Linked DNA regions of Homo sapiens: all the other regions are linked to region 1. A link is a loop called in an ENCODE intact Hi-C map of the cell type or tissue named here. Cell type or tissue: Caco-2. All regions are shown on one strand.

Region 1 (8,000 bases):
TGACTGGTGTCCTTATAAAAGAGGAAATTTGGACACAGAGATATGAATAGAGGCAAGAACATGGGAAGACCCAGGGAGAAGAAAAACATCCACAAGCCAAGAAGAGAGACCTGGAACAGATCCTTCCCTCGCAGGAACAGCTCACAATAAACCGATGCCAACACTTTGATTGATCTTGGACTTCCCGCCTCTAGAACAGTGAGAAAAGAAATTTCTGCTGTTTAAGCTACCCAATCTTAGCTCTTTATTAAGGCAGCCGTAACAAACTAATATAGATTCACATCCAGTCTCATTAGCCATGTGCCTTAGTCATTGTATATTATGCCTTGAGTTATTAATTAATGATAGTGTGAAGCCATTATGACTAGAAAGACATTTGAAACTATGCTTTCAGAACATGAAGACAAACCAAGACTTTACAAAAAATGAAATATATTCAATTCACTGCTGCCACTGAAAATATTACCATCAATAATAAGATCTCTAAGAGGAGAAGAAAGGATTTTTTGTGCCATTAAAAAATAAAAATTTTAAAATAGTGACATTTATTTTAATTTGGCTCCTAAAATTATTTTATTTCTACTTTGCTATATAGATAATATGATATCTATACAGTAGTACATGTATATAATTTACAAATAAATATACATAAATATGATCAAATGGTAAAATGTGTTTTATTGATGAGGTATGTAATTAAAAATGTTTAGGGACCACTGGCCATGATAATGTGGCTTAGATTCCTCCTTTCTAAACCTAGCTATTTTAGGTTCTTCAGATATAGGACATGTTAGGGTAATTTATCAAGGAAATAGAAGTTCTGAACTAACCAAAGTTTCACTATAAGAGGAAAGGATTTATGAATTGGATGACTCATATTCTCCTATGAAGATTTAAATAAAAATGTTTTCTTTATAGGTATCAGGTTTTAAAGATAGTTTCTAAAATGATTTAAATGAAGCTGTTTTTAGAAAGTAAGTTTTGTTTATTTTTTAAACATTTGACTTCCATTCAATACTATTGGTAAAATTCCCACAGTGGCAAGAAAGTCAGGCACAGCCCTCCAAAGTAGTGAAGGGTACTTAACAACCCATTTATTTGGAAGTATTTTTGGTATTTTGTATAGAATAAAATCAGGAAGCTCAGCAGCTACCTCTGGAGAATGCAGTTTGATTCAGTCAAAGCATCAGTGTGTGGAACTGGGTAAGGAGAGAATTTCACACACATCACACACACTCATATACACATATTAATACATATACACACATGCACAAATATACACTTACACATACACACAGACTTACATACTCACAAATAGACACACACATACACACACCAGCATTTATGTATCCTAGGGTAAAGACTTTTTACCAGAGACAAAGCTACTAACTTCCATGGTAGAAGAATATATAAGGCTGGGTGCCATGGCTCATGCCTGTAATCCGAGCACTTTGGGAGGCCAAGGTGGGAGAATTGCTTGAGTTCTGGAGTTAGAGACCAGCCTGGACAATATAGGGAGACCCTATCTCTACAAAAAATTTTTAAAAATTAGCCAAGTGTGGTGGCACCACCTGTAGTTCCAGTTACTTGAGAAACTGAGATTGGAGAATTGCTTGAGTCCAGGAGGTACAGGTAAGACCGTGTTGGCTGTGATTGTGCCACTGCAATCCAGCCTGGCCAACAGAGCAAGACTCTCTCTCTCTCTCTTTTTCTCTCATTGTGGAATGATTATTAAATGATGATTACTCTATATAGTACTATATATATATAGTCATATATATATATTCATATATATATAGTCATATATATATATACACACACACACACATATATATAAAGTCAGAAAACTCCACAGACATTAGACCTCATAAGGCAAGTCACTCTGTGCTTACACATCCCAAATGTTTTGTTCTTCGGAGCCTTTTTAAGAATGGAAGGAAAATAAAAAATGCAAGAACTTTTTATGATTATTTATTGTGCCACTGCTAATTTGAAGCCTGCCACTCATAACAAGGGGAATGATGATTACTATATATATAGAAATATATAGTAATATATTCTATATATATGAAATATATAGTAATATATTCTATATATATGAAATATATAGAATATATTCTATATATAGTAATCTTATTCTATATATAGTAATATATAATAAGATTACTATATATAGAAATATACAGTAATATTTTTATATATATTTTAATATCTAGTAATATATATTACTATATATGTTATATGTAAAACAATATATACTATATATAGACATAGTAACATATATTACTATATATACTATATATAGACATGTCTATATATAGTATATATTGTTTTATATATACTATATTATGTATGCTATATAATATAATAAAATATATAATATGCTATAATATATAACATTATATAATATATATCTCAAAGGATGGTTAAGCTTTCAAAAGGCAGGGATAAAATAAGGGGCAATTTAGGAAAATAGGAATATATAGTATATTATGTATAAACAATATATACGATATATTATCGTATATATTATGTACGATATATTATCGTATATATTAAATACTATATATTATTGTATATAATATATACTATATATAAATGTATATGATGATATCTATATTACTATATATTTCTATGTATATAGTACTATATGTATAGTAATCATCATTCCCCATGTTATGAGTGGCAGGCTTCAAATTAGCAGCGGTACAATAAATGATCATAAAAGGCTCTTGCATTTTTTATTTTCTTCCATTCTTAAAAAGGCTCCAAAGAACAAAACATTTGGCATGTGTAAACACACAGTGACTTGCCTTATGAGGTCTAATGTCTGTGGAGTTCTCTGATTACCATCAAGAAAAGCAGAAGGAAAAACATTGGTTCAGGATCATTTCTACTTATCCTTTTCTTTCCAGGTAAAAGAAATCTTTACCTGGGTCTAGACCAGCAAAAGCTCTTTGAAGCAGGAGATACACATCACTGGGTACGGCTGGTTCTCAAACATGCACTTGATTTTATTCACAAGTCTTACAAATCATCACATGCCCAAAGAAACACCTAGGTGAACTAAAGTTCTGATTTTATACACTCACTGCCACCTGTCACTCACAGCCTGCAAGTCTCTGTGCCAATGTCAGAAGCTGGAAATATATTATGATGGTTAAGATCAGTGCTCCTTATCAGTCATTTTCTAGTGGATTGTAAGTTGCTCATGTGGCAAAGTTAACCTCTTAGGAAGAAGGGGTAGATGGAGAACAATAGAAGAGGTGGAACTAAGTTCTGGGGTACTCCAGCATCAAGAGATTGAGGAGAGGGAACTGGGATCAGTTGGATGTCAGGAAAGCAAAGCAAGAGTGTCATCATGGGAACCAAGAGAAGAGAGAGTGATCAGCTCTATGAAATGACACCCCCATTTTTACATCCCCCAATTCCCCATTTATCTTTCTCAGCTGCAAACATGGATGATTTTCTTCTATGCCGTGAGGTCACTGAACGTATAAGTAGAAATTCCTAGCTCTCAGAACCATTTGGGACTTTTGCAACCTATACAAAACTTCAGTATCCTCCTTTTTTTCCTATTTTATATTTTCTCTTTTGAATTTAATCCTCATGCGATTAGAGTACGCTAAAAGGGACCAAGCTTAGATTAGCAGAAGAATTTTACTAAAGGTTCAAGTATGCGTTTGGCAATGAAATTCCATCCAGTATGTATTTACTAAATGCTTACTAAGTATAAGATGCTATTCTCAATGCTGTAGAAAAAAAATTAAAATTCTATGTTCACTGAAGTCAACATCTCAAATGTTGGCAATGTAGGAATGAAATTATCTTAAAAGAGATAATGCATAATTTGCTGTGGAAGTACAAAGGAGGAAGAGATCACATTCAGCGGGAGGGATTATAAAAAACCTGGAGGAGGATTTAGTGTGTGGGTGGACCTCAAAGGGTTGTTAAGCTTTCAAAAGGCAGGGATAAAATAAGGGGCAATTTAGGAAAATAGGAACAACATGAGCAAAGGCACAGAGATGGGAAACTATAGCTTGTTTTTGGAGAAATGGTCATAGTTAAATTTAGCTGAAGCATAAAGATATGTATGTAAAAAAGAAGTGAGTAAGACTGAAGAAGTGATGGCATATGTCAGAGAGTCCTGGGTAGAGAGGCAGTGAGGCAGGGAGGTGGGGAGGCCACATGGTGAACTGCAAAGAGCATGTGCTTCCCAGCCAGAGATGGGTTAGAAATCAAGGATCTCCCCAAAATATTAGTTCTGCAATAGGATTGTCAAATCATGTCTCCAATCTATAATTTTTCTAATACAAAAGACACGTGTATGCTTACCTTAAAAAAAATCCCACGGCCAAACCAAACCAAACTATGATGTTCATAATGATGGCTGTGAGACTTTTTTGTTAAAGCTTTTTGTTAACAAAAAGTTAAATTGTGTTCAGTGTATCTTGTCTAAGAAGTCAGGAAAGTGAATAGGAGGCTGGGGCTGGGTAAGGGCACCTAGGAGTCACTGAGGATAGCTTTCCTGAGAGAGGTTGGTGTAGGTTGTACAGGAAAGAGGGCTGTAATAAGAACTTTTGTGTTTTGAAGGTTTAAAATCCAACTATACACCCCATTCTGAGGGAGGGAAGAGAGAAAAGGATTCTGGATCTGAGAAGTGGTGAATGTTGGAAGAGTCCTGAACGGCATCCCTCGGGGGTGGGCAGCATTTGGGGAAGCTGGCGTATGCGGCACGAGAGTGCAAGGAAGGAAGAGCTGCAACCACGTGGCTGAGCTCAGCCCTGGGAGATGGGGCCGTCCTTCCTCTGGGAGCCACGGAAATTTCTACCTGGGTCTAGGCGGGCAGAGGCTCTGCAGCAGCGGACACGCATGACTGGGTAGAGCCAGTCTTCAACAGTGCCACCGTGTGGCAGAGAGGAGCAGTGACAGTTATAACTCCGTAGAATTATATGCGGGTTCTCCCAGCCCAGCCTTGAAAACTAAGCAGCTCTCTCTTCCTGGAGTGTGAGGGCTTCAGCATCCAGGGACAAAGCCCAGTGTGTACATGGAGAAGGCTTAAAGAAGCCGATACCGTGCCTCTTGATAATAGGGAATATGAAAACTTGATAAATTAATTGAAAAGTGAAGAGAAGTGGCGAATTCAAATTTGTACGGCAGTTCTAAGTGATAATTAGAATAAAATCATTAGACAAAAAGGAAAAATATATCTAGTTCTAAAGCGTTAGCTTTTATCTTGCTAGAAAACTCAGCTGTCTAGAAACTCACATTCCTAAGCGTCTGGATTGAGATTTTCTTTTGGTTTTCATTCATCAGGGAATGAAGTGAAAGGATTGAATTTTCACGTTACACTTAACTCAGGCTTGATAAGAGTCTGGAGGAGACAGTCTCTAATAATCCTATAATCCTAGATGTCCTGTCTATACCTTTTAACATCTCTGCATTTACTCCTTGAGTTTCTTGTGGTTGAGGAAGGATTTTGAAAGGGAGATGATGAGAAAAACATCACTCATATTAGTTACTGACTGAATTACATCCATTTCTGGTCAGTCGTCATTAGGTAAAGCTCTAAATTTCAATCAGGATCTTGGCTAATTGTACTTTGGATTTGATAAGGAGTCATTGAAAAGTGAGCAATGAATAAGATTAAAGCTAGGCATTTCTTCTTTTTAAACTAATGTATCATTCATTATTGGTTTAGTGCTCATCAGGTTTTGGTAAATAAATAAAAATCTTAGATTTGGAAAGTTCTACAGTGGTCATTTAGTTCAACCTTTTATTCCCAGGCAGGAGACCTTTTCTGCAAAATACCTGACTTTTTGTGACAGAAGATCAATCAATTCAGGATCTGCTAAAACACACCTAGGGATGTAAAACTCACCACTTTGTGAAGCAGAACATTCACCTAATATTCAGAGTGTAGCCTGGGGGTAGCAACGGGGCATCCCTGGAGAGTTAGTAGGAAATGCTCGATCTGAGTCCCTATCCCAGACTTGCTGAATCTGAATCTTCCCTTGACAGGATTCCTGGGTACTGGGTACTCATATATACGTAATGTTTGAAAAGCACTGGCTAATTCTATCGTTAGATGGTTTCAAATGTTAAATGGTTTCAAACTGACATCTTACTAAAACCTAATGTTCTGGTGTGGTCTATGAACCCATCCCCACAGCCTCGGCTGTTAGCCCAGCTTCTGGCCATTCCTGCAGTTATAAAGCTTTGGCCGCCACTGCCATTGTGGCCACCTCATCTCCTTACACTCAGTAGTTTCTGACTTTCCTGGGTGTGACGGCTGGGCTTTGGCACAGCCTTGGTCACATTTTCTGTGGTAGGAGCTGTGGCAACTCCAGGGCTTGGGCCAGATCAGATCCTGCTGCACCACTGAGGCTCTGGTTCTCTCAGTGCCCCTTGAAGGGGTAGGAGAAGGTTACTAAGAAGTTTAGGGGTATTTCACTTTGGGAGGCTGAGGAGGGCGGATCGCTTGAGATAGGGAGTTTGAGACCAGCCTGGCCAGCATGGTGAAACCCTATCTTTACTAAAAATTCAAAAATTAGCTGGGCATGGTGGCACATACCTGGAGTCCCAGCTACTGGGGAGGCTGAGACAGGAGAATCCCTTGAGCCCAGGAGGCGGAGGTTGCAGTGAGCTGAGATCATACCACTGCACTCCAGCCTGGGTGACAGAGTGAGACTCTGTCTCAAAACAAAACAAAACAAAAAGAAGTGTAGGGATATTTGTGCCATGTGGAGAGTGAAGAGTCAGGAAGTATCCGGGAAATAAATGACTAGCTCCTCTTCTTCCTGCTGACTGCTGCATAGTGCAGTGCCTGCCCTGCTTCTGCAGAGACGTGTGACCAGCGGTGTTTCTTGGGAAGCTGTGTACAGCCTGATAACATACTATTTTTTTCTTGCTCTCCCTCCTTCCTTGCCATGCATGTCTTTTTTTTTTTTTTTTACCTTTTGCCCCCAGAGAAAGCAGTAATGCCTAAGCTTTGCCTTAGAGTCTGTTTTCTAAGGAACCTAGACTAAGACATCTGCCCTGTATATGTTTCACTCACTGCTTCTAATTCTGCCATCTGTCTGGCTTTGGAATGGTCAACATCTTTCATATACTTTCTTCCTTCAAATTCTACAATGCAGCTACCAGGCCTTCTCTTTTCTTGGTCAAACACCCTCAGCTTCTTTTAATGATTCCTCAAAATGCAGTTTTAGTCTCTCACCTCTTGCCTCAGTTTAATATGTCATTGTCTTAAATTGTGGCTCCTTGACTGCTCCGTTGGGTTTGGTCAGTGCAGGGCTGAGTTCATGATGGGAGGATGGGCTTCTCATTTCCTTTATTGTGGGTATCATACTATTAATACAATAAATACAGCTATCCTGACCTGGACCTATTCTTGTGGGAATGCTGGCTATTTGGGTTGTGGTGACCTGACCGGTTAAAAATGAGCTTAGGGAAATTAGATTGAGAGTGAGCAAGGTTTAGCCTTCTGTGTCAGCTTCCGAGGAAGGCCAGGGTCCTCCATTGGCCCTGGAGTTCTTTAGGATGTCTGCTTTTTCTTAAAGATAAATTTGTGTTGACTCCCAAGGCAGAGGTGGTGAGATGAGGTGTTCACGTTACTTCCCAGGAGCTTTGCCCTCCTTGGGGTTAGAGTCTTCATTTTCTATTGCCTAGACAAACCCAGAGCCAGAGGATTCCTTAAAAACATTCAAGATTGTACCACATTCACAAGAATGTGAATCTCGGAGGATGACCTAATAGCCATATGAACTGTTCTAAAGTCTAGAACATCTTGTTATTCTGGATCCCCCCCCCTTTTTTTTTTTTTTAAAAAAAAAAGACTCTATCCCCTACCAAGTTTTAGAAACTTTTATGCTGTATGAATCGGCATTAGCTGAGTGCTTATAGGGAGCAAGCACTGTACCAACTTCATGGGAAGCACAGATAAAGGTAAGAGATAATGCCTCCAGGGTCTTGTGAAGGCAAGACATATATTACAAAAG
Region 2 (8,000 bases), 420 kb before region 1:
CTGCCAGCTGAACACCACTGAGTGACCTCACTGATGTCTTCGGGGTAAGAGGAGAGCAGAAGAATTGCCCAGTCAAGCCTGACTGAATTCCTGATGTACATAACCTGTAAAATATAGTAAACATGGTTTTAGAGCACTAAGTTTTGGGGGTAGTTTATTAGATAGTAACAATTAGGGGAATACCAGCTTCTCCTATACTTATAAACATACCACTCAGGTCTTTCTCACTGAGAGAATCTCACTTGTTTTGCCCTCACACATAGCAGAAAAGTTGCATGCCCAGTGTGAACAGGCTTGAGCCCCAGGGGCCTGTGGGTGGCAGTCAGCCCCACCTTCTGTTTGTAGGTGGACACCGAATGGTGTTATAAGTCATGGTGTAGCTCAATGGTAAAATCCATTTTTAGTTCGGTGTGCAAACAGGAACTGATACTATTTGAAAAGGGGAATTTAAAACACCCCACGTGGGTACCACAGTGCAAAGGAGAAGGTTAATCGTGGAAGAAAGATGCTGCCAAAGCACATGGTCCCAGAATGCTCAGCCCAGAAAGACAAAGTATTGCAGTCTTTCACAGCCATTTTCATAACAAATTGATAGCATATTCCCTGAAATCTGGGTCTGAAGCAAGGTCTTCTGAAGGAAGGTCTTCTGAAGCAAGTCTGAAGCAAGACTGAAGCAAGGTCTTTCTGTCTAAAATCCGTCTGGATATAGAAAGGCACATGAGTCCCATTTTTGTGCTGGGGTTCTGAAAGTTAGGGCCGGGCATGGAGATGGCATGGGTGTGTCAGTGTGTACGGAGTATTGTATTTCCAAAGATAGCTTCAGCAATATCTCCTCTCTCATGTGCCACTCTTCCATCAAGAGGAGAGTCTGTTCTCTCTCCCTTAGAATGAGAGCTGACCTTGTGATTCTTTTGAGCAATGAAATGTGGTGAAAGAGATGTTTTTGGACTTTGAAAAGCCTGGCAGCTTCCACTTTTGCTTTCTGGAGGAAGCCAGCTTCCATGTTAGAAGTCCAACTCTCTTGGGATGGCCATGCCACAAGAAGCCCAACCTTGCCATATGGAGAGGCCTGGGGGAAGGGAACTCAAGCCCTCAGCTGACAGCCCCGGCTGAATCCCAGCCACCAGCCAACACCAACTTGCCAACCACATGAGGAAGGCTGACGTGGCAGCGGATCCTTCAATTCCAGTCAAGCTGTCCCAGCTGACCGTACGTGAACAGAGGTGAGCTCTGCCCCCTGAGACCTGGTCAAGCCGCCGAATCGTAAACAAATAAATGGCTCTGTTGTCTTGGGCCATGAAATTTGGAGGTGGTTTGTTATGTAGTCATAGCTAACCAAAACAGGAGGAAAAGGCATAGAGTTGGCCTGTGCCCGTGGATGTAGAGCAATGGGGGTATGAAAGCAAGTTCCAGGACAAAGGCCTGGGAATCCAGGGACAGGCCACAGCATTGGATTCAAAAGGGGTGGCCGAGAGTCATCAAACAGATCCCAGATGGAGAGTCTGCATCAGAAATTCGAGAAAGCAGAAGAACAGGGGACAGATACAAGGAGAGGATACCAAGGCAATTGTTCATTAAGTTTGTGGGTTTTTTTAAAGTGTCAGATCGAGAAGGATTTTTGAGGGATTTTCTATGATCCCCTTCATAGAAATTGCTTAAAGGATACAACTAAAGTAAGTATAAAACAAGCATTTCTGAAATTTGATTTTAATAGGGCCCTGAAGCAAGTGTACACCCTCAGTCTCATGGCAGGGGCAAGAGCAGTATGAGACACAGCAGAGAAAGGTCGCCACTCCACCCTTACCTGTGCCACATAGCATCCCATGCAGTCCTGATGGCTGAGGCAGGACGGGGTGAGGATTCACTGCAATGCATTGTTGTTATATAGTAAATTTCATATGAGTCTAATTTCTTGCAAGGTCCCTGTTATCGTCATAAAGCCTTGACTTAAAGAACCCTTCTAGGTACTATTATATAAATACACATTCAGGAGGGACCTTGTGGATATGAAGATTCTAGCACTCAGAATCTGTAAAAAGCTAGGTAAGCACCACCATTTCCCGAATTCTATCTTCACTGCGTCTACTTCCAACTGTGTGCCCTATGTGGTACATTAGCATAGATCATAACTGATGCATTGTCACCTTAAATAAATTGGATTTATTATTCTATCTCTTGCTTCAATCACATTCAGAATGTTCTAAATTTCTAGTGTCTCAGCAAAAGCTATGCTGAGGATAATGTTAGTCCCACCCCTTAACAGAGCTTGGCCTAAGCTAAATTATGGAATATTCCAAGGTTGCTTCCTATTTCTTTTTTGTAATATGTTGTTCCTTTCCCCAGGGGAGACAGGAGCACCATGTCCTCCCATAACTAACCTCAGTCCTAGGGTGCCCATGGAGGCCTGGCCCTCTCATGTCCTTTATGCTTCTGACCTGCCCCTTCCTCCAAGAACACGTACTCATTTTGATGATGAAATATGTGGGTTTTTTTGAATAATTTTTGACACAGTAACATGTTCATAATGTTGTTTGCTTGAAAAACAATACAAAACTATACGATATACACAGCATTAAAAATGTAATAAGGGTATAAATTTCATTATTTTAACTACTAATAGCAACATTCCTTTTAGGGAGAAACTGTTCTGCTTTAGAAAATAACTTGATAGGCCGGGCGCGGTGGCTCACACCTGTAACCCCAGCACTTTGGGAGGCTGAGGCGGGCGGATCACGAGGTCAGGAGATCGAGACCATCCTGGCTAACATGGTGAAACCCCGTCTCTACTAAAAATACAAAAAAAAAAAATTAGCTGGGCATGGTGGCGGGCGCCTGTAGTCCTAGCTGCTCAGGAGGCTGAGGCAGGAGAATGGTGTGTACCCGGGTGGCGGAGATTGCAGTGAGCCGAGATCGCACCACTGCACTCCAGCCTGGGCGACAGAGTGAGACTCCATCTCAAAAAAAAAAAAAAAAAAAAAGAAAAGAAAAAAAAAGAGAAAGAAAAAGAAAATAATTTGATAGAGGCATTTGACTTAGAAGGAGAGGCCTGAGGGTGAAGAGTTGGTAGGAGTATAAGAAACAGCAGGCAGTGGCTAAATTGCTCTGCATGAGCCCCGAATCAGGGAAAGAGAGCCCAGAGGTATTTCCAGGCTGAGGACAGTAGGGCATATGGTGGCTGGTGGGGATCCTGGGGCAGTGGGGATGGCCAAAGGACATTGTGCGGAAGGCCTGGCTGATGTTTTATTTGAAGCTGTATGCTGCAATGTACTTTTACTCTCTGGTCGTCAGCCTACCACAGGCACAAATATGAACTGTGTGTGTGTGTGTGTGTGTATGTACATGTGTGCTTGTGCATGCACTCACACATGCACAACTGTGTGCATTGGGCAAGGGGGCAGACCTGGTAATAAGCAGGGTAACATTTATGGAGGCAGAAGCTGGAACCAAGAGCCAACTGTGAAAAAATAAAATCCTCATCCATCTGCAGAAATTTAGGGGAGGGCTTTGGGCTCTTACAAGGAGAGAACTAAGGTTTGCATCATTTTATCCAGACCTCAAAGTCCATGCAATTCCAGCTGACCTATTGATTATAGATAAATCCATAATTATGTAGCTGGAAAGAAGAATCAAATGTTAAGATTAGTTGTCTCATGGTGGGGATAATTTTCTTCTTTAGGGTTTTCTCTATTACATTTTCTACAATGAGCATTTAGTATTTTTAAAATTAGAAAAAGTTATTTTAAAAATGCACTCATCCTAAACGTCCCTGAATTTAGCCATCAAGTTAGGAAGGAATTAACAAATTAATCTCATACCTGGTGTTAAAGATTAATAACATATAAAGGATGAATAATAATAAACATATCTAAGAACATGTGTGTTTTAGCAGGGGCCTCCTGGAGACTGTAATTCTGAAAGGCAAAGGAATAGAATTTTAAGCAGAGAAAGACAGCATGACTCAAGTTAAGTAGCTCCATATTCAATATCTGAAGGCTAATGTTGCCCTTTAGCTAAAGGTGTGGATAAACTCTGGAAATAGAAGGAGAATTGTATCTCATTAGTGATGTCTGAGAAAAGGAGAAGTTCTCAAGGCATCCAGAGACATACCTGTGGAACTTCTACCTCTGTTTGGGAAAATTGGCACTAATATTTCCTAGCGGGCTCTTGAGCTATCATAAATTGTTTTCTCTTGGATTTTTAAAAACATACTTTGGGAGCTTTACTCTTCTTTGCCCTCCAGTATGGATAAAATCCCTGACAGCTTGAAGCCCAGGATTTGTGGATATATGTTTTATGAGGGCAGGGGCCATGCCTGTCTTCCCAGCTGCCTCCCGAGGAACCTAGGACAAAGCCTGAGACAGAGAAGGATACAATAACGACTAATAATAACTTATTTTATTAAATGTTTACAGTGTGAAAGGTCTTGTTCAAAGTACCTTAAATGTACTCCAAGCATCTCATGCATTGTTAGAATATGCCTATGAGGTAGGTAAAATTTTTATCCCTGTTTTATAGATTTAAAAACGTGGGACACAGGGAGATTAAGTCACTTACCCTAATTTGCACAAATGGCAAATTGTGAAGCCAGCCTGTGAACTCAGACTGCCTGTGTCCATATTTTGACGGCTATGCTTTGGTAGCTGCTCAATAAATGGAAGGGAGCTAGAGGAAGAGAGACAGGGAGGAAAGTGTCAGTCATTTCGAGTATTTTTCTTCCCCCTTGGCAAGAGGATGCCGTAGAGGTCAATAATTCCCTCTGAATTCAGGTGGGGTCCCTTTGAAAATAAGCGACAGAAAATTTTGTGTTTCTCTATCACGGGAATAGGAATTTGAATCCCCACCCCCATCTCAACCCCTTATGTTGAACGAGTTATCTGGGGTCAGCCTTGCATTTTTTTAGCTTTCCTTTGGAGATGCATCAGCTAACAAGCTGGTCGGCCAAGCAGTTTCCCAAAGAGGTTGCGCCCATCCCTGAACACTAGAGGGCAGTATCTCAACAGGCCTGAGAATTTTGAACGCATCATAAAGTATGCTTTCATTATTTTCAGAAAAAAAAAAAAAAAAAAAAAAAAAGCCTGTTGGACTGATTATTTCAGCTCAAGAATTTGAGAGTCCAGGGGAGGATGCATTTTAATGACTCCAGGGAACGGATCAAATTAAACACATTATCTAGGATTTTCTTCTCTGGCCTCCTCTCAGCCGCCTTCTCAGCGCTTCTGTCTGCGCTGCGTGAGTTGCAGCCCTGTGCCCTGAGTCTTCCCCCTTGCACAGAAGCAGCCCTTGCCGAAGAACCCAGGACCAGAAGAGGCCTCAGCAGCTTGTCTTGGCGCAGATCCTCCACGGTCACCTTCCAGCAAGACAAACTTAAAAACCGTTGAATGTTGTGTGCCTAGCCAGCATGCCTGCAGCTGGATAGGATGGCCCTTGACATGGAAAAACCAACCCAGTCCTGGCGGCTGCCACATCCCTGAAGACCTAGAGCTACACATTCGGCTGGGAGCGTTACATATGTGATCTCTAATCTCAAAAACCTTGCAAGGAAAATAGTTTTACCATTTTGCAGACAAAGAAACAAATACAGAGAGGTTAAAAAAAATGTGCCCACGGTCAAAAAGCCAGCAAGTACAGAACTGGACTCACACCAGAATGTCCAACCCAGAGCCTAGGATACACATGGCATCTCCAATAGCTACTGCCTCTCCTTCTCTTATCCCTTAAATTACTGCTATAATTGGCCAGAACATTAAGTGGATACACTACATGATTTCCCTTGAGGGGAGGATGGACAGAGATGCAGGCGTCTACTTTGGACCCTGTGAGTGTGAACTTCAAAGTTCTATTCGTCCTCCATCCCCTGCAGCTCCTGGAATAAACTGGCACTTAATGGTTGCTCAGTGCTGTAAAGCTGGACTTCATTTCACTTAATAATATTCTGTGTTGTCCTGGCGCTGTGGCTTGCGCCTGCAATCCTAGCACTTTGGGAGGCCGAGGCGGGCAGATCACGAGGTCAGGAGATTGAGACCATCCTGGCTAACAGGGTGAAACTCTGTCTCTACTAAAAATACAAAAAATTAGCTGGGCGTGGTGGCATGCTCCTGTAATCCCAGCTACTTGGGAGGCTGAGGCAGGAGAATGGCGTGAACCCGGGAGGCGGAGCTTGAAAGTGAGCGGAGATCGCGCCACTGCACTCCAGCCTGGGCGACAGAGCGAGACCCTGTCTCAAATAATAATAATAATAATAATAATAATAATAATAATAATAATAAAGTAAAAAATAAAATAAAATAAAAATTCTGTGTCTCCTTGGGTTATTTGATGGATTTACTGATAATTGTGAAGAAGTTTGTTTCTGCTTCGCTTTTATACAGGAGCTGTTTCTGCTCAGCTTCTTGTTAAAACACCCTTAGAAACCCGTAAGTAAATGTTGCAATTGCATTCTTAGCTTTATTCTCACTGATAAGAGACATAAGTGATTTTTAAAAGGCAGAACTAACTAATCAATCAAAACAAGCAGCTGTAATCTGATTTTAGAGCAATCTGCATGATAAGAGTTGGCCAAGGAGAAATAATTTCCTATCGCAGTGGGATAATGTGCAAATGAAATATAAACTCTAGGCTCCCTCACATCACAGAATGTCAGAGAAGTGCCAAGCAGAATGTGTTTATGAATGGGAAAGCCAATGGTGTTATATTTTCTCTCAGGTTATTCTCAATCTCATTTTCAGAAGGGACAAAATAGCTCTAAACATTTCTAAATATTTTACTCCATATGGTCCAAATCCCAAACTTAAAAATATCCACCAACTGTCCACAGAAAAGGTGTTTTAAAGAAAAATAAAGAATCAATTTAATTGGAAATCTCCTTAGAAAAGTTTTCTCAGCAGTAAAATAGTGGCTGCCTGCCCTGTGGTGTAGTTGAATCTATTCTAGCAAAGGCCAGACAATTATTCATTAACCATGTCATGAAAAGTGTCACAGTTGGTGGAACGTTGAACTAGGTGACCCTGGGGGAGGTTTCACTCATTCTAAAATTCTTGAAAATTCTTGAAGCACATAAATAGTGATTGCCTTTAATCTTAACAAAGTCCACCATATTATCTTGCAAAGAACCAGGACCAGTGATCTCATCCTCTTGCTGTTAGAAGGCTTGTCAACTTTCCCCACACCCATCTTTCAACTCCTGGAAACAGGACAGGCCACCTGCTGTGGATACACTTCAAAGAAAAGCAAAGAAATCATCATTAAAAATGAGTGGGGAAACTGTTGCTGTACCTAAAATGAGAAAGCTCTGTGGCTGTCCTCACTATCTTGAAAACCAGCTGGTACATGACAGATGCGACCATCAGCCCAAATCCTATAATTTTTTCTTTCAACTGTGGACCCAACACGGAAGCCCTGGTGAGAGAATGGCTTTGTTAATGCCCTGGTGTGCTCCCCTGAGGCCTGCAGCATGCCTGTGAGTGTGTGTGCTTCCTTTTGGACAGGTGGAGCAGCTGGCCTCCCTATCCAGCAGCCCCAGACAGGCCACCCACCACCGTCCTTTCCTCAGCTCTCTAACAAACACTTCTCGAGCGTCTACTGTGTGCCAGGTGCGGCTCTAGGTGCTGGGACCATAGCAGTGAGCAAGTAAGCCAGAGTTCCTGCTCCTAGAGGACTTACATTCTTCTGGGGAGAAAGTCAGGAAAAGAATGGACAAATCAGAAAATAGTAGAAATATGTGCTCGGAAGAAAATAAGACATGGAGGAGGGAAGGGGAAGGCCTGAGGAACTCCTTTAGGATGTCTGGTGAGAGAGGCCTCTGAAGAGTGGCCTGAATGATGAGAGAGGCCTCTGAAGAGTGGCCTGAACGATGAGAGAAAGCCATCCACGCACAGATCCAGACAAGAGCATTCCAGATAGGGCAAACAACAAGTTCAAAGGCTCTCAGGTGGAAATGCCCATGGCATGCATGAGAAACACCAAAAACACCAGTGGGGCTGGAGTGTCATCTATGCAAAGAT
Region 3 (8,000 bases), 400 kb before region 1:
TACCAAAACAGACATATAGACCAATGGAGCAGAAAAGAGGCCTCAGAAATAACACCACATACCTACAACCATCTGATCTTTAACAAACCTGACAGAAACAAGCAACGGGAAAAGGATCTCCTACTCAGTAAATGGTTCTAAGAAAACTGGCTAGCTATATTGATAACTGAAACTGGACTCCTTCCTTACACCTTATACAAAAATTGGACTCAAGATGGATTAAAGATTTAATGTAAAACCCAAAACCATAAAAATCCTAGAAGAAAACCTAGGCAGTACCATTCAGGACATAGGCATGGGCAAAGACTTCATGACAAAAACACCAAAAGCAATTGCAACAAAAGACAAAATTGACAAATGGGACCTAATTAAACCAAAGAGCTTCTGAACAGCAAAAGAAGCTATCACCGGAGTGAACAGGCAACCTACAGAATGGGAGAAAAGTTTTGTAATCTACCCATCTGACAAAGGTCTAATATCCAGAGTTTACAAAGAACTTAAACATATTTACAAGAAAAAAACAAGCAACTCATCAAAAAGTGGGCAAAGGATATGAACAGACACTTCTCAAGACAAGATATTTACATGGCCAACAAACATATGAAAAAAAGCTCAACGTCACTGATCATCAGAGAAATGAAAATCAACACCACAATGAGATACTATCTCACACCACTCAGAATGGTTATTAAAAAGTCAGGAAACAATAGATGCTGGTGTGGCTGTGGAGAAATAGGAATGCTATTACACTGTTGGGAATGTAAATTAGTTCAATCATTGTGGAAGACAGTGTGGCGATTCTTCAAGGATCTAGAACCAGAAATGCCATTTGACCCAGCAATCCCATTACTAGGTATATACCCAAAGGAATATGAATCATTCTACTATAAAGACAATGCACACATATGTTTACTGCAGCACTATTTACAATAGCAAAAACATGGAACCAGCCCAAATGCCCATCAGTGATAGACTGGATAAAGAAAATGTGGTACATATACACCAGGGAATACTATGCAGCCATAAAAAAGAATGAAATCAGGTCCTTTGCAGGAACATGGATGGATAAAGCTGGAAGCCATCATCTTCAGCAAACTAACACAGAAACAGAAAACTGAACACCACATGTTCTCACTTATAAGTGGGAGTTGAACAGTGAGAACACATGGACACAGAGAGTGGAACAACACATACCAGGGCCTATTGGAGGGTGGGGAGTGAGGGGAGGGAACTTAGAGGATGGGTAAATAGGTGCAGCAGATCACCATGGCACATGTATACCTATGTAACAAACCTACATGTTCTGCACATGTATCCTGTTTTTTCTTTTTTAGAAGAAATAAAGAAAAAAATCTTATGGAGAAGCTCAAAAATAAGCTTTTATTGTTTTCCTGTGAATACTAGCAGTGGTAAAAAGCATTACTCCAAAATTACAAAGAGGAGCTGTCCTGGTTAATAACTCTGAGTGCCCACAAAGCCCCAAACAAGTTTATGAAACTTTGAGACCAATACAAATGTATACTACAGGCCTCATATTTTGCTGCAGTCTGGTTCTAATTTTCCCTGTTGGGGTCAGGGTTTTGAGACACTACAATGCCACTTTTTAATGATGGTAAATTTTTAGCATTGCCTTCACATTTGGGGGTAGCATCCATTTTGATCCTCTTCCTTATCTTCTCCTTCTCCTTTGCCTTTTGCATTATGATTCTGCCTTCCTTTCTCACCCTTAGGAAGTAGACTTTCAGATCCACTCCAGTGATTAGTTGATGATTGGCGGGGCCTATCCCTTTGAGGATTATTTTGTCTTCTTTTCCATCAAATCCCCTTAGGCTCCAAATCATAGGCCTAGGGACAATATTCTCACTCCCTGTTCTTTATCCTCTCTAAACATCTCTGGCATCTAGCTTTGCACAAAAACTAATACAAAATCAGCACAATCACATTGCAAAACCTTTTGGCAGCACCTGTGCAAGCTGATTGTATGCACATACTATGTCCTGTGATCCAGCAATTACACCACTTGGCAAATACCTAACAAAAAAGGGTATATATGCATGCAAAACAAATGTGTATAGATGCTCATACCAGCACAATTCAGAACAGTAGCTAGAATAGTAACTGGAGTCAACTCATCATAAGAATCGATTAAAAATTGTGGTACATTTATTAATATAGCAATGAGAATAAATTGCAACTAACAACATGAATTTCCCTCACAAAATAATGTTGAGCAAAAGAAACTTGACACAGAAGAGTATATATTCATGTATGTGTATGTGTGTATATTATAAAAATAGGCAAAATTCATCTACGGCATAGAAGTTAGGATAGCAGGGATGGGGCTGTGGCGAATGACAGGAAGGAGACACAACGAGGTCTTCTGGGTGCTGGAATGATCTGTTTCTTGATCTGAGTTCTGGTTAGGTAGTTGTGTTCACTTTGTGTACCTTTCCATTTGCATGTTATATTGCAATGAAATTTTACTTTAAAAGAAAAAAATCACACATTGAAAATCACTCTGAGACACATTCATCTTTTTCGAAAACATACAGCCATTTCTGTACAAAATACAGCCACATAGCAAGCTCAATTCTACCACTGAACAAGCTACTTTTGATTATCATCTTAGCAGTCTTGATTATTAGTGTCAGTGGTAAAGCTTTGTACCTAGCTAAGAGCTTTTCTAGGAGAAGTAAGCATGATACCTGCAGAAATTTTCCAAATGTTTGAGAGCCTAGTATGAGTTCAGGTATTGTGTCAGTCGCCATGGTGAGAACAATGAGTCTCTGGCCTCAGAGGCCTCCTTGGCTATTTCTTTGTTTTTATTATACTTTAAGTTTTAGGGTACATGTACACAACATGCAGGTTTGTTACATATATATTACATGTGCCATGTTGGTGTGCTGCACCCATTAACTCGTCATTTAACATTAGGTATATCTCCTAATGCTATCCCTCCCCTATTTCTTGACTGTCTCACTCCCCTGCCTTTCTCCCCCCGGGCCCCATTCACATACTCTGCTGAGTCTACCATGTTGTGCCATCTCCCTCTCTTTTCTCCTGTGAATACATCAACTTTCTGTTTGTGAGACCATCCTGTAATGCAGTTGGAGGGCAATGGGGCAAGAAGGCAACTGAGAATTGGATTTCAGATATCGCTAATCATGTACCTATGTATGCCACCTCCTAGATACCATCTCCACCCCCACTCTGCTGTTCATCGCTGTTGCTAACCTGTTACCTGAAAACCTAGGCCACGATATGACCAGTTAACACACCAAAGTAATTTGAAGAATTATATGCAAGTAACAAGAAACATTTAGCGATCATCCAGAAGTGCTTACTAGTAAAGTAAGAATATGTCAGAAACATGCCTGTTGTTTAGGTACTGAGATAGACATTCTGACTCTATGGTTCAAAACCTGGGGTCCCTGGATCTCTGTGTAGGAACCAGGTCCTTAAGTTATGTGCAATATGTTAAAAAGTCACAGAAATTGCACACTTACCAACAATATTTTACAGGCTAGGTAAAGTATGAATTTTTATGTTGAACTAGAAATACATAACCTTTGTGTAGTAAGCTTGGTTACTGCATGTTGGTCACAAGTTCTGATTGGCAGTTTTCTATGACTTTAATAGATGCAAACTGGTAGACTAATAAATACGTAATAGACAGAGTTTTTCTGAAAGAAAAATTTCAAAATGTGACGTCTCTGGAGTTAATAAAATAATAAAACGGCTTTTCGGTAGTGAACAATGTGGCAAGTACTGATGTAGTTTCAGACATCTTGCCCTTCTACAGGACCAGCAGAGGGCGCTAGAATTAAATTATTCCCTTGATCCATTCTTGCTTCAAGGACTCAAGAAAAAAAAAGGTGGTGATGATTACAACGAGGCAGAGTCATGTGAAGATGCAAGAGTGACAACATACTGGGCTGGCAAGTCCATTTCATGTAATAACTTCTAAGGAATAGGAGGGGTAGCATGCAACGAGGAACAGTTTTTTTTGATGGCAGTTTTGTTTTTATTACAGTCAATAATTGCTCACAATTGTTTAGAACTAGGGCCTCCCTACTGTGCGTTCATTCAGGACATAGCTGAAAGAATAAGCCCACCTCTGACCCCCTGAAGTGTCATTTCATCAAAAGAGGCAGGTGTGAGTGTGTTGAAACAGTGACGTCTTGGCATTGCTGGGCTTGATTCCTCCTCCTCTTTCCATTGTTCCTCCAAGGATGACCCTGGAGGAATTATTTCTGGCACTAATAAGTAGGAAGGTGAGGTTCTCTTTGATGGGGGTTACAAATCTCCACTTTTTTCTCACCCAGCAGGTATTAGGAAGATGCACCCTGCCGTGCTATCCTGAAGAAAACCTCTGCCCCAGGAACAAACAGTCAGGACAGTCTGGACTCTATTATTTCATTTCTTCCACACAACTAATTGTTTGTTTCTAGAGAAACTGAACATGTGTCATCTTGTTTCACTGCTTTTGGTAACTACACATTTCAGTGATTACTATTCTACAGAGTCACACAGAGTTTCTTTAAGGCACATAACCTACTTAATTATAAGGATTCTTGTATTCATCACTTCTTCACATCTTCAATGGTCCTACTGTTTTCAACTTACTTGCTCAACCTGGATACTAGGCTTCCAAATTAATTTTATTTATTTGAACATGTTTTTATTTTATTCTTTAATTGACATATAATGATTGTACATATTCATGTGGTATGTAGGGATGTTTTGAGACACATAGTGTATAGTGATCAGATTGGGGCAAATAGCATATCTATCATCTCAAATACCTATTATTTCTCTGTGTTGGGAACATTCCTCTAGCTATTTAAGACTATATATTATTATTAAGTATAGTTATGCTACAGTGGTAGAGAATACTGGAACTTATTCTATCTATCTAGCTGTAACTTTATATGTAATTTTATATCCTTTAACACATCTCTCCCTGTCGCTCCCTTACCCCATCCTTCCCAGGCTCCACTATCCTCTGTTTAACTTTTTGTTTCTATAAGATCTACTTTTTTTAGCTTCCACATAAGAATGAGAACATGTAGTGTTTAAATTTCTGTTTCTGGCTTATTTCACTTAACATAATGCCCTCCAGTTCCATCCATGTTGCCTCAAATGAAAGGATTTCTTTCTTTTTTTATGGCTGAATCATATCCCATTGTGTATACAGACTACATTTAAAAAGGCATTCATCTGTTGTTGGACATCTAAACTGACTTTATATCTTGGCTATTGTCAATAGAGCTGCAATAAACATGAGGATACAGATGTCTCTTCAAATATACAGATTTCCTTTTTTAATTAGTCCATTTTCACTCTGCTGAAAAAGACATATCCAAGGCTGGGCAACTTATAAAAGAAAGAAGTTTATTGGACTCACAGTTCTACATGACTGGGGAGGCCTCACAATCATGGTGGAAGGTGAAAGGCATTTCTTACGTGGTGGTGGCAAGAGGGAAGAGCTTGTGCAGGGAAACTTTTGTTTTTAAAACCATCAGCTCTTGTAAGACCCATTCACATTATACAGCACATAAAAGACTTGCCCCCATGATTTAATTACCTCTCACCAGGTCCCTCCAACAACACATGGGAATTCAAGATGAGATTTGCGTGAGGACACAGCCAAACCATATCATTCCACCCATGGCCCCTCCCAAATCTCATGTCCTCACATTTCAAAACCAATCATGCCTTCCCAACAGTCCCCCAAAGTCTCAACTCATTTCAGCATTACATCAAAAATTCATAGTCCAAAGTCTCATCCAAGACAAGGCAAGTCCCTTCCTTCTATGAACCTGTAAAATCAAAAGCAAGTTAGTTACTTCCTAGATACAATGGGGGTACAGGTATTGGGTAAATAAAGCCATTGGGTAAATACAGCTACTCCAAATGGGAGAAATTGGCCAAAACAAAGGGGCTACAGGCACCGTGCAAGTCCAAAACCCAGCTGGGCAGTCAAATCTTAAAGCTCCAAAACGATCTCCTTTGACTCCATGTCTCACAGCCAGGTCATGCTCATGCAAGAGGTGGGTTCCCATGGTCTTGGGAAGCTCTATCCCTGTGCCTCTGCAGGGTACAGCCTCCCTCCTGGTTTCTTTCATGGGCTGGCATTGAGTGTCTGTGGCTTTTCCAGGCACACAGTGCAAGCTGTCTGTGGATCTACCATTCTGGGGTCTGGAGGATAGTGACCCTCTTCTCACAGCTCAACTAGGCGATGCCCCAGTAGGGACTCTGTGTGAGGGCTCTAACCCCACATTTCCCTTCTGCACAGCCCTAGCAGAGGTTCTTTATGAGATCCCTGCCCTAGCAGTAATCTTCTGCCTGGGCATCCAGGCGTTTGCATACATCTGAAATCTAGGGAGAGGTTCCCAAACCCCAGTTCTTGACTTCTGTGCACTTGTAAGCTCAACACCACCTGGAAGCTGCCAAGGCTTGGGGCTTGAATCCTCTGAAGCTATGGCCTGGGCTCTATATTGGCCCCTTTCAGCCATGGCTGGAAAAGGTGGGATGCAGGGCACCAAGTCCCTAGGCTGCACACAGCATGGGGACCTGGGGCCCAGCCTATGAACCCACTTTTTCCTCCTAGGTCTCCAGGCATGCGATGGGAGGGGCTGCCATGAAGAACTCTGACCTGCCTGGGAGATGTTTTCCCCATTGTCTTGGAGATTAACATTCGGCTCTTCATTACTTATGCAAATTTCTGCAGCCAGATTGAATTTCTCCTCAGAAAATGGGATTTTCTTTTCTATCATATTGCCAGGATGTGAATTTTCTGAACTTTTATGCTCTGCTTATAACTGAGTGTGTTTAACAGCACCCAAGCCACCTCTTGAATGGTTTGCCGCTTAGAAGTTTCTTCTGCAAGATACCCTAAATCATCTTTCTCAAGTTCAAAGTTCCACAAATCTCTAGGGCAGGGGCAAGATGCCACCAGTCTCTTTGCTAAAACATAACAAGAGTCACCTTTGCTCCAGTTCCCAACAAGTTCCTCATCCTGGACCACCTCAGCCTGGACCTTATTGTTTATATAACTATCAGCATTTTTGTCAAAGCCATTCAACAAGTCTCTAGGAAGTTCCAAACTTTCCCACATTTTCCTATCTTCTTCTGAGCCCTCCAAATTGTTCCAACCTCTGCCTGGTACCCAGTTCCAAAGTCGCTTCCACATTTTTGGGTATCTTTTCAGCAATGCCCCACTCTATTGGTACCAGTTTACTATATTAGTCCCTTTTCACGCTGCTGATAAAGACATACCTAAGAGTGGGCAATTTACAAAAGAAAGAAGTTTATTGGACTCACAATTCCACGTGGCTGGGGAGGCCTCACAATCATGGCAAAAGGTGGAAGGCATTTCTTAGATGGCGGTGGAACGAGAGAAGAGCTTGTGCAGGGAAACTCCCATTTTTAAAACCATCAGATCTCGTGAGACTTATTCACTATCACGAGAACAACACGAAAAAGATGCCTCCATGATTCAATTACCTCCCACCTGGTCCCTCCCACAATGCTGGGAATTCAAGATGAGATTTCGGTGGGGACGCAGCCAAACCGTATCACTTTCCTTTGGATAAATGCCCAGTAGTAGGATTGCTGGATCATATAACAGTTCTATTTGTAGGACCCTCCATACTATACTTTATAATGGCTGTACTAGTTTATATTTCCACCAATAGTACATGAGTTCCACTTTATCCACATCCTCTCTAGCATTAGCTATTCTTTGTCTTTGTGATAATAGTCATCCTAACTGAGGTTAGATGATACCTCATTGGGGTTTTGATTTACATTTCCCTGAGGATTAGTAATGCTGAGCAGTTTTTCATATATTTGGTGGCCTTTTGTATGTCTTCTTTGGGGAAATGTCTGTTCAGATAATTTGCTCATTTTTAAATTGGATTGTTCATTTTCTATTGAGATGTTTGAGTTCCTTGTATATTCTGGATATAGCCAAAGCATTCCTGAGCAAAAAGAAC

Evidence for each region. A loop is a pair of places that touch in the nucleus more often than their neighbours do. Peaks named below come from ENCODE experiments on the same cell type or tissue, not always from the same donor. Only the 100,000 strongest peaks of a DNase experiment are listed, where the experiment ranks them.
Region 2: it touches region 1 in a loop (11-fold over the local background); 22 of 110 quality-filtered maps call a loop at or near these places.
Region 3: a loop joins it to region 1, with 9 times the contacts of the local background. A loop is called at or near these places in 49 of 110 quality-filtered maps.

What each region holds. Positions count from the first base shown.
Region 1 is chr14:25,128,099-25,136,098 of GRCh38, forward strand. The region is part of intron 3 of LINC02286 (long intergenic non-protein coding RNA 2286); the gene reads right to left. Among named protein-coding and RNA genes, the nearest start is that of LINC02286, 24 kb to the right of the region's middle. RefSeq lists silencers at 4,765-5,059, 4,961-5,010. In Caco-2, a CTCF peak has its summit at 4,902 (motif pointing left); a DNase peak (open chromatin) is centred at 4,853; H3K4me3 peaks cover 215 bases.
Region 2 is chr14:24,705,613-24,713,612 of GRCh38, forward strand. No RefSeq gene overlaps it. Among named protein-coding and RNA genes, the nearest start is that of GZMB, 75 kb to the left of the region's middle. In Caco-2, a CTCF peak has its summit at 4,988 (motif pointing right); a DNase peak (open chromatin) is centred at 4,959.
Region 3 is chr14:24,731,287-24,739,286 of GRCh38, forward strand. No RefSeq gene overlaps it. Among named protein-coding and RNA genes, the nearest start is that of GZMB, 100 kb to the left of the region's middle. In Caco-2, a CTCF peak has its summit at 3,784 (motif pointing right); a DNase peak (open chromatin) is centred at 3,835.